Regions from separate parts of the Homo sapiens genome. Here region 1 is linked to region 2. Evidence: read pairs that join two places in POLR2A ChIA-PET (ENCODE). Cell type or tissue: A673. All regions are shown on one strand.

The links. ChIA-PET counts read pairs that join two places held together with the same protein. Peaks named below come from ENCODE experiments on the same cell type or tissue, not always from the same donor. Only the 100,000 strongest peaks of a DNase experiment are listed, where the experiment ranks them.
Region 1: POLR2A ChIA-PET joins it to region 2 with 9 read pairs; 2 of 35 experiments call an interaction of 5 or more read pairs at or near these places.

The regions. Positions count from the first base shown.
Region 1 is chr16:58,363,568-58,368,567 of GRCh38, forward strand. No RefSeq gene overlaps it. Among named protein-coding and RNA genes, the nearest start is that of GINS3, 26 kb to the right of the region's middle. In A673, no CTCF peak of the experiment used is centred here; a DNase peak (open chromatin) is centred at 2,864; H3K27me3 peaks cover 297 bases.
Region 2 is chr16:58,170,295-58,175,294 of GRCh38, forward strand. CSNK2A2 (casein kinase 2 alpha 2) reads right to left here. Exons shown (of 12, transcript NM_001896.4): 5 at 4,157-4,216. Among named protein-coding and RNA genes, the nearest start is that of CSNK2A2, 25 kb to the right of the region's middle. In A673, no CTCF peak of the experiment used is centred here; no DNase peak of the experiment used is centred here.

The DNA.
Region 1 (5,000 bases), 190 kb after region 2:
TTATCTTGAATTCTTTTTCAGGCACTTCATAAACTTCCTTTTTTGAGGGATCCATTACTGGAGAGTTATTGCTTTCCTTTGCAGTGGTCATGTTTTCTTGCCTTTTCATGTTTCTTATGTCCTTATGTTGATGTCTATGCATCTGGTGTAATAGCTGTTTCATCCAATTTTATGAATTGGCTGTCATAGGAAGACTTTTTCCTATAGATTTAACTATAGCATTGGTTGGGTAGAGTGCTTTGGCTGTGATTCTGGGTGGACACAGTGGTATAGTTGCCATGTGGTTTTGTAAACTATAATCAGCATCAGTGGTGTCTGTGAGTTCTTCAGTGGCTTAGACCATGGTTGTTAGTAGAGGCTGTGGTGAGACTTTGCTAGGAATAGAAACAGTCAGCAGGCCAGTTCTCAGGTGCCAGTTGTGGTGGTGGTGGGTAAGGGTGGGCCTGTCCTCAGGCCCCTAGATGGCATGCACAGATACCTGTGGAGTGGGCAGGGTGGGTCGATCCACAAGCTGCCAGACAACATGTGTGGATGCCAGTGGCAGGTGGAACATACCTGTCTTCAGGTTCCCTGATGGTGTGTGCATACGCCGGTAGTGGTGGGTGGAGCAGATCTATCCCCAGGCCTCAGACAATGCACACTAGTACCAGCAGCAACAGGTGGGGTGGGCTTCTTCTCAGGACCCTGGATGTTGCACATCAGCAGTGGCAGGTGGCAGGGGTCAATCCCTGCATGGATGCTGGTGGCAGGAGGGGCATGCTGTCTTTAGGTCTCCCCAGTGATGCACAGGGGCACTGGTGGCATCCAGTGGACAATGTGCACAGGCCCCCAGTGGTGAGCAGGTGGGGCGGATTCCACATACACTTTTTTTTTTTTTTTTTGAGATGGAGTCTTCTTGTGTTGCCCAGGCTGGAGTGCAGTGGCACAATCTCGGCTCACTGCAAACTCCGCCTCCCAGGTTCAAGCGATTCTTCTGCCTCAGCCTCCCGAGTAGCTGGTATACAGGCGCACACCACCACACCTGGCTAATTTTTATGTTTTTGGTAGAGACAGGGTTTCACCATGTTGGCCAGGCTGGTCTGGCAACTCCTAACCTCAAGTGATCTGCCTGCCTCAGCCTCCCAAAGTGCTGGGATTACAGGCATGAGCCACCACGCTTGGCCCACATGCACTTTTTGGAAAACAAAAATGGAATTTTGATATACATCTTTGTCTTCAACTTGTGTTTTTGTTGTTGGTTTTTTTTTTTTTTTTTTTTTTTTGAGATGGAGTCTCCCTCTATTGCCCAGGCTGGAGTGCAGTGACACAATCTCAGCTCACTGCAACCTCTGCCTCCTGGGTTCAAGCAATTCTCCTCCCTCAGCCTCCTGAGTAGCTGGGACTACAGGTGCATGCCATCACAGCTGGCTAGTTTTTTTGTATTTTTAGTAGAGATGGGGTTTCACCATATTGGCCAGGCTGGTCTCAAACTCCTGACCTCATGATCCGCCCACCTCAGCCTCCCAAAGTGCTGGGATTACAGGCATGAGCCACCACGCCCGGCCAACTTGTGTTTTTTTACTTAAGAGTATACCAATCACTTTAGCTGTTCAGGCCAGTGTATATAAATTTACCTTGTTCTTTAAATTAATGCATAACTGAGAAAAAGGATTTGGGGAGGCAGTGTCTAGGATGAAGAACAGGACCTCTTTTGATGTTTTTCCAGATATATAAGTGAAAATTGAAAGTATTTTTAATTACCTTTGGTCATTGGGGTATAGTTCTTTGAATGCCACATCAAGCTCAGATGGGCATTGGGCACCCTAAGATTTATTCAGATTACATTAGAAAGATCCCCAAGGCAGAAGGGTGGAGGATAGATTCATGGAAATGAGACAGATGGTGAGTTCAATTAAGAGACTCTTTATGGAGATAGCTCAATATTTCAGGTGAAACATAATCAATACTCAGAAAGGAGATTATGGGGTCCCCAGATGTTTAGGAATTAGAAGCAACAAGACATGGTGACTGGTTGGATGTGGAGGACACAGTAGAAAACATCTAAAGAGACTTTTAGGTTTTATTGTGGGTAATAGGGAGATGGCACCATTCATGGACACAAGAATAAAGGAAGGTAATAAATTCACTTCTGGGACTTGGTAGAGTTTACGTGGCCCCAGCCATCCATATAGGGGTATAGGGGTGATTGGAATGTTGGTGTGAATTCAGGAGGCATCAACCTGGGAGTCACCACCACGAAGGTCATATTGGAAGCCATGGCAGCTGATGAGATCATCTAGGGATGTGTGTAGACTTGAAAGAGAAAGGGGAGTAAGTATACTATATCCTCATCAAAAGAGAAGAAAAAATGTGACCAGCAAGAGAGACCAAAAACTAGCAAAAGGTAAGAGAAGTACCAAGGTAGAATGCCATAGTGGAATGCAAGAGGAGAGAAAATATCAGGAAGAATAGAGAGCCAAATAGCATCAAATTCTGCAGAGAAACCAAGTCAGGTAATATCTGAAAAGGGTGTAGGAGGTCGTGGGTAAGTTCAGTGACATGGAGGGAGCAGAAGCCAGAGTACAGGCTCAGGGGATGGAGAAGTGAGGGTGGCGTAAGAGGTGGACACAGCAAGGGCACACTATATGTTTGAGAAATTTAATTCAAGATGAAAAAGGAGAGGAGTTAAGCAATGGTTAAGGCCACACAGCGTCATAGGGATATTTTTGAACTCATACCATAGTTTTATATAGAGATGAAAAAAACCCAGAGCTCAGAGAGTCCTCTTCAGCTTTATAAAATCAAACTTGTCAAGTTAATGGACTTATTTAAGTGAGTCAGACCCCATTAGAGCATATGTCACTTGACTGTTATAGGTACACAGCCATGACTCAGAAATGCTGACACAAAGCCATGTGGTACGATATATTACTAAGCAGTGCTTATGCATTGTCACACAGTGATTAGAAAGATTGCATTGTGGTATATGGCTGGCAGAACAGCTCAGAACTATATAAGTGACGTTTCTCTTTGTGGAAATTTTGGGAACTTGTATTTGATTACAAAATGCCTTGAGATTATAAATCCAATCGGCAGATATAGAAAACTTACAGCATAGCTTTCTTCATATCACAGCCTCTGTAAGAAAAATGTATTAATTTAATTTCATATAACTTTTTTTATTGGTTCAAGTGATTAATTCTTCTAAGCAGATGCTAGTGTGATGTAGTGATTAAGAGCACAAGCAATGAACTTCAATAGACTTGTGTTTTGAATACAAGGTCAACCACTTATGAGCTATGAGATCTTGGGTAATGTCTTAGTCTATTTCGTGCTGCTGTAACAGAGTAACCACAGACTGGGTAATTTATAAAGAACATAAATTTATTTTCTCACTGTTCTGGAAACTGGGAAGTCCAAGATCAAGGTGCTGGTATCCAGTGAGGGCCTTCTTGCTGTATCATCCCATGGCAGAAGGTGGAAAGGCAAAAGAGAACCCAGGCACACAGGAAGAGGGCTGAACTTGCTTTTATAACAAACCCACTCTTCTGGGTTAATCTATAGATAAGGGCAGAGTCTTCATGACCTAATCTCTTCTTAAAGTTTCTACCTCTTAACACTGTTGCATTGGGGATTAAGCTTCCAAGACATGAACTTTGTAGGACACTTTCAAAGCATAGCAGGTAAATTCCTAATTTGTAAAATGAGGAAAATAATAGTTCCCACCACAGAGAGTTGTTATGCAGGTGAAAGTGAGGTCATGCATATGCAGTGCTTGGCACAGTATATGACACCTAGTAGAGGCTCAGTGAGCATGAGATGAATTTCAATTCACTGGGGCCAACAGGGAGACCCTGCTAGGAAGGGAACCTCAGGCACAAAGGGCTAAAGGCAATAATAACTGTGGCTGAGCTTGGAGAGGAGAGGATGTGGGTGAAAACTGACAGAAAATGAGATAGGCAGAGCAGTAACAAGGTATATGGATCTTCTGTTGGGGAAAAAAAATCCTATAGCAAAGCTTCAAATAGTATTGTTATTTTATATATGCATATATATATATATATTCTATATCTACACATACGTATACACTACGTGTTACCACCAGAGTCTTTTCTGTGCTTTGCTAAACCTATTATTACAGGGATATTTCCTGAGCCACTGTATCTTTTTTTTTTTTTTTTTTTTTTTTTTTTTGGAGATGGGGTCTCACCCTGTCACCCAGGCTGGAGTGCAGTCCTGCAATCTCAGCTCACTGCAACCTCCTCCTCCTGGGCTCAAGTGATTCTCCTGCCTCAGCCTCCTAAGTAGCTGGATTACAGGCACCCACCACCACGCCTGGCTCATTTTTGTATTTTTAGTAGAGACAGGGTTTCGCCATGTTGGCCGGGCTGGTCTAAAACTCCTGACCTCAGATGATCTGTCCCCCTCGGCCTCCCAAAGTGCTGGGATTACAGGTGTGAGCCACCACACTAACCTGTTTCTGTTTCTCCACTCCAGTGTCCATCTCAGCTGCAACTGTACTTTGTGTCAACCAGTATTCAAGGGAGGACTCTGATTGGTTCAGTTAATCCTTTCAAGCCAAGCCCATGAGTTGTGCTCTGCTTGGAACAGGGGTTTGCCCATCCAATCAGCTGTATCCAGGGCTAGAGGGAAAGTGGAATCCCATGCTTCAGAACCTGCCCTTTCGTATAACAGGAGCTGAGACCATAAAATCTGCCATGGATGAGACCACACTGAGTAAGCAGCATCCTGAGTTATATCTATCTGTTGGAGGGATGGAGGAGAAAAGGCAGGCAGGTGTAAGACATGAGTGGCCAACTGTCCCAGTTTGCCTGGGACTAGGTTTAAATTTTTAATAGTAGTGAAACGTATATGTCATAACATTTATCATTCTAATGGCTTTCAAGCATGCTGGTCTGTGGTGTCATTGTGCAAACATCACCACCATCAATCTCTAGAACTTTTCATCTTTCCAAACTAAAACTTCACACATTATACACTAATTCCCCATTTCCCCTCTC
Region 2 (5,000 bases):
TTGCTGGTATAGATTTGCCTTTTCTGTACATTCATAATATGAAATCATACATGTATAGTGCTTTGTCTACCTTCTTTCCTTCAGTATACTGTTTCTGAGATTCATCCAAGTTGTTTTTCCTTGCTGAGTAGTATTCCACTACTAGCTGATGGACATTTGGGTTGTTTCCACTCATGCTTTCATTTCCCTTGGGTAGATTCCTAGGGGTGGAAGTGCTGGGTTGTATGCTAAATTTGTGTTTAAACTTTTAAGAAACTGCCTAATTATCTTCCAAAGTGGCTGCGTCACTTTTACTCCCACCAGCAACCTGAGGGTTCAAGTTTCTCCACATTCTCATCAACACCTGTCATTGTTCAACTTTTTGATTATAGCTTTGCTGGTGGGTGTAAAGTGGTATCTCCATGTGGTTTTGATTTTTATTTCCATAATGAGTGATGAAGTGGAACTTCTTTTTATGTGTCTACCGGCCATTCTAAATCTTCTTTGGAGAAATGCTGATTCAAATCTTTCAATCATTTATTAGATTGTTAAGCTCCATTTTTTTAATGTAAAAATTTGCTTCTAAATCTCCCTTGCCTAACATAATAACTATCTTCATAAACTTCAAATTCAGGACCTTTGGCTAATCTTAACAAGCACCTGAATCCTACACAAGGTCAATGAAATACTCTTCAAGTAGAATCCCTGTCCTCTACCTACCACTAGAGCCCCCCTCCAGTTTTAACAACCAAAAATGGTTCCAGATTTTGCCCAATGTCCCCTGGGGGACAAGCTTGACCTGGATAAGAAGCAATAAACTAGACTCTTGAGGACACTTGAATGGACTTCTTCATGCTGGAGGAGTACACAAGGCAGAGAATGAGCCCTAGGATTAGCATTCCAGGAATAAGCTCCCTCGATCTGTGCTTTTCCCTGAACCAAGAGTATACAATATAGAATGCTTGTTATGGCCAGGCGTGGTGGCTCACGCCTGTAATCCCAGCAGTTTGGGGGCCAAGGCGGGCAGATCACGAGGTCAGGAGTTTTGAGACCAGCCTGACCAACAGGGTGAAACCCCGTTTCTACTAAAAATACAAAAATTAGCCAGGTGTGGTGGTGCGTGCCTGTAATCCCAACTACTCAGGAGGCCGAGGCGGGAGAACTGCTTGAACCCGGGAGGTGGAGGTTGCAGTGAGCCGAGATCATGCCACCGCACTCCAGCCTGGGCGACAGATAAAAAAAGAAAGAATGCTTGTTATTTGAAGATCAAGAACAGGCACTACTAACTATGGGGATACATATAAAGATATAATCTTCAGAGGAGACACTGAACAGAAGAACACAAGAGAGCCCTGCAGGATGTTCACAATATCCTCTACCAGCCCTGTCCAATAGGACCTTCTGCAATGATGGAAATATTCTATTCCTGCACTCTATAATACGGTAGCCACTAGCCACATGAGGCCACTGAGCACCTGAAATGTGCCTAGTGTGATTAGGGAACTAAATTTTATTTTATTATTTTATTTTTTTGTACAGGGCCTTGCTCTGTTGCCCAGGCTAGAGTGCAGTGGCATGATCTCAGCTCACTGCAACCTCTGCCTCACAGGCTCAAGTGGATCCTCCCACCTCCACCTCCTGAGTAGCTGGAACCATAGGCATGTACCACTACACCTGGAGCATGCATATATATATATATATATATATTTTTTTTTTTTTTTTTTTTTTGGTAGCTATGGGGCTTTGCCATGTTGCCCAGGCTGGTCTTGAACTCCTGAGCTCAAGCAATCAACCTGCCTTGGCCTCCCGAAGCATTGGGATTTATAGGCGTGAGCCACCGAGTCTGGCCAGCAACTAAATTTTGAATTTTACTTAATTTAAATAGCTACCTATGGGCAGTGGTTACTAACTATACTGGATATCATCGTCCTGTGTAAATCTGGGTGAGAGTTTTACATACACAAACATCCAAAAGACTGTACGTTTAAGATTTATTTACTTCACTTACATTCTACTTCAATTTTTTCCCTCTGTTTTATAATAACTGTAGCAAGATTCCAAAGTGCCTTTGTGGCAGTGCTTTATGAAACCAGGGGTTGTGAGGGCAGACCTCCTTGAATCTGAATCAGGAGATCAGGTTAAGTCACCGAGTCATCACACTGCAGCCCTCAGCCTCAGTTGCTTCTACATTTTCAAAGGAGTTAAATATTTAGTCTTCCCCACTCCTGTTTTTTCTTTTCAAAGAGAAAATTTACCAAGTGTTGATTCTGCTATATTGCCTACTCTTTGTCCAAAGGAATAAACTAATTAAGACCACAATACCTGGCATGTGAAAAATACTCAATGAAAGCAAAGGCTGAACAAATACAGTAAGGTAATTAATTCTTTTGCCAAGTTTCCTAGTCGGACTCCCTATGGAGTTACTGACATGCTTTGAAATTCTTTGGGGAATTATTTCAGTTTTAAAATCTCGTACAGTTTCTGACCATTAAGCATGAATGACGTTTTTCAAGTTTCATCTGGGATTCTACGTCTCATTAGCAAAAATAAGTATATGTCCTCACTGCCTAGCTGCTACCTCCAGAAAGCAGAAAGGACATCAGACATTGAGTGACACCCACATGTCCACCTGGGAAGACCTGCATTAGTTGGATGTCTTTATGGGACCTAAGGGCAGGCTAGCTTATACAACTTTAGCTTTGGCTGATGGTTAAATAACACAAAATCTCAAACCATCTTACTTAAAAATAACCAACTGTGAGATCTGAATTGTAGCTCTCATGGGGTGAGAGTGCATGGGATTACTCAGGAAGCACTTCCAGGAAAGGAGCTAGCCTGACAGTTCACAGGATCATGGCACTGCAAATTTTATCCACACCAATGCTTCAATTTTAGTCTAGAGAAGACATGGAGAAACGTGGGATAAATCAAGCTCGACCTTTTTCGTGTTTCTGATCTTACTGACAAAAAGGAAGACCCATTAGCCATAAGAGTGAACCTTAAATCCACCACCTCAGCTTTCTCTAATAAAAAGTGGTGCGTACAAGTTCTTATAAAAACACATTCATTTCATAGAACTGTTCTTAAGATCTACAACTACCCTAAAACTTTTCACAAGACTGCATATTAATACATGCATTTTTGGAGGCAGTTCATAGTTTTCATTAGGTTCTTAGTGATCCAGGACACAAAAATCTAGGACCCATGGGTGTATTCCATTTTACAAACTGAGCATTCCTTTAAGTGCTTATCTAGACAAACAAAATGATCATTCCTCCACCAACCAGTAATTCTTCAAATTTCATTGTGCTTGGGATTAGTAAGTCTCTTAGACATTCTACCCATCACTTTTCCCTGCATTAACGAGCCACGGCTACAGGGGTAGGTTAGGAAGACTCATGCAAGAAGGGGATGACGACACATGGCAAGGAAAGATGGCTGCAAATGCCTGCCACCCCTGTAGGCATGTCTCTCTATAATATGCCTACATATTCAATGCTTTTCCCATCAAGAGTGGAGTCGGTTTTTCCATGCTTTGAAGCTAGGCTTGGCCATGTGATTTGCTTTGGCCAATAGGGTTATTAGCAAATATGACACAGGTAGAGGGTTGAAAAGTGCCTATACATTGAGGTTTCCCTCTCTCTGCTGCTAGGAACCCCAGGAGGACCACCATGGGAAGCAGCATGAACTTCACAGGCTGGAGGATGAGACCTCAGCTATCCCTGCTGCCCCAGCTGTGGTCCTAGATTGTGAATGAGGTCATCCTGGACCATCCTGCCCCAGTCAAATCAACTGAGACCTAAAGAATCACCTGGCTAACTCAATTATAAGAAACAATAATCATTTTTTAAAAGTCATTAAGTTTGGGATGATTTGTTACATTCACAGTAGGTATTAATAAAGCAGCAAAGAGAAAACATATGGACCAACAAGAGCTATGGGAGGTTCTAAGGTATAATGTCCCTGGTACCCCTTGACTTGGCCACTTTTTTCCCAGTTCCACTGGAAAGTTTCTATGTGAAGATTCCTCGATGGAGGCCTCAATATAAGTTTAAAAACTTCACTAAATCCTCTGGGTATCAAGAAACATTCTGCTTAAGTTCTCTTTGTTCTCTCAAAAACTTATCTTTTAATGAACAGGCCTGAAAAAAATTAATGGTTTATGAACACCACTTACTTTAAGTAGTTCATACATATAAAACCGGATATCAAAGTCTGTCAGGATCTGGTAGAGTTGCTGAAACAGATTCCAGAAAACAGAAAGTTAATTTAGTCTCACTGCATCTTGTCATCCTAAGTGCAGGCCATTCTCTAAGCTTATTTGATACTTAAGTGACTAAGGAATCCCATGACTTTTTTACTACCTGATCTGAAATAAATGGGAAGACTAAAGATGAAGGTTTTATATTTTAATCATCAGAAGAGAAGAAAAAAAAAAATGGAAGGAATTCCAAGGGAGAAAAACATTTAAGCCAACTCAGATCTTTCCTATTTAATGCTCTGTGATTTTGCCAATTACAATTATTAACCACAATTACACCATTGTGAAGTCTAAGTTGTCTGTCTTCACATTCTTACCGAACATCAAGAAAACTAACCCCACTGTAACACCACAGTATACTCTAGAGAAGTGAGTTCTGAGTGGATGGCAGAGCTCTGAAGAACTTCATGGGCTACTGTGGTAAAACAGTGGCGACACAGGCTGTTCTCAAAAAAGAAAAATAAGGAAAAAGGAGGTGCTATAGCATTTGCAGATGGCAAGAGCTTACAAAAAAATCTATACCCTCTGCTCCCCGGAAACCAATTCCAGACTGGAAAAAAAGAACATTTCACAGGCAACACCTGACGTCTTAGGAGTGAAAAAAGACAGGGGTATCAAAAATGATCACTGGCCAAACTGATAGGTAAATGGAAGTTTTCATTATTGGTAATCCAGAGACCCACTCGCTGGGAGTTTTTAAAAAATTTCTAAGAGTCAGAATACATTAATGCTACAAGCTTCATTAAAGGCATCATAAACC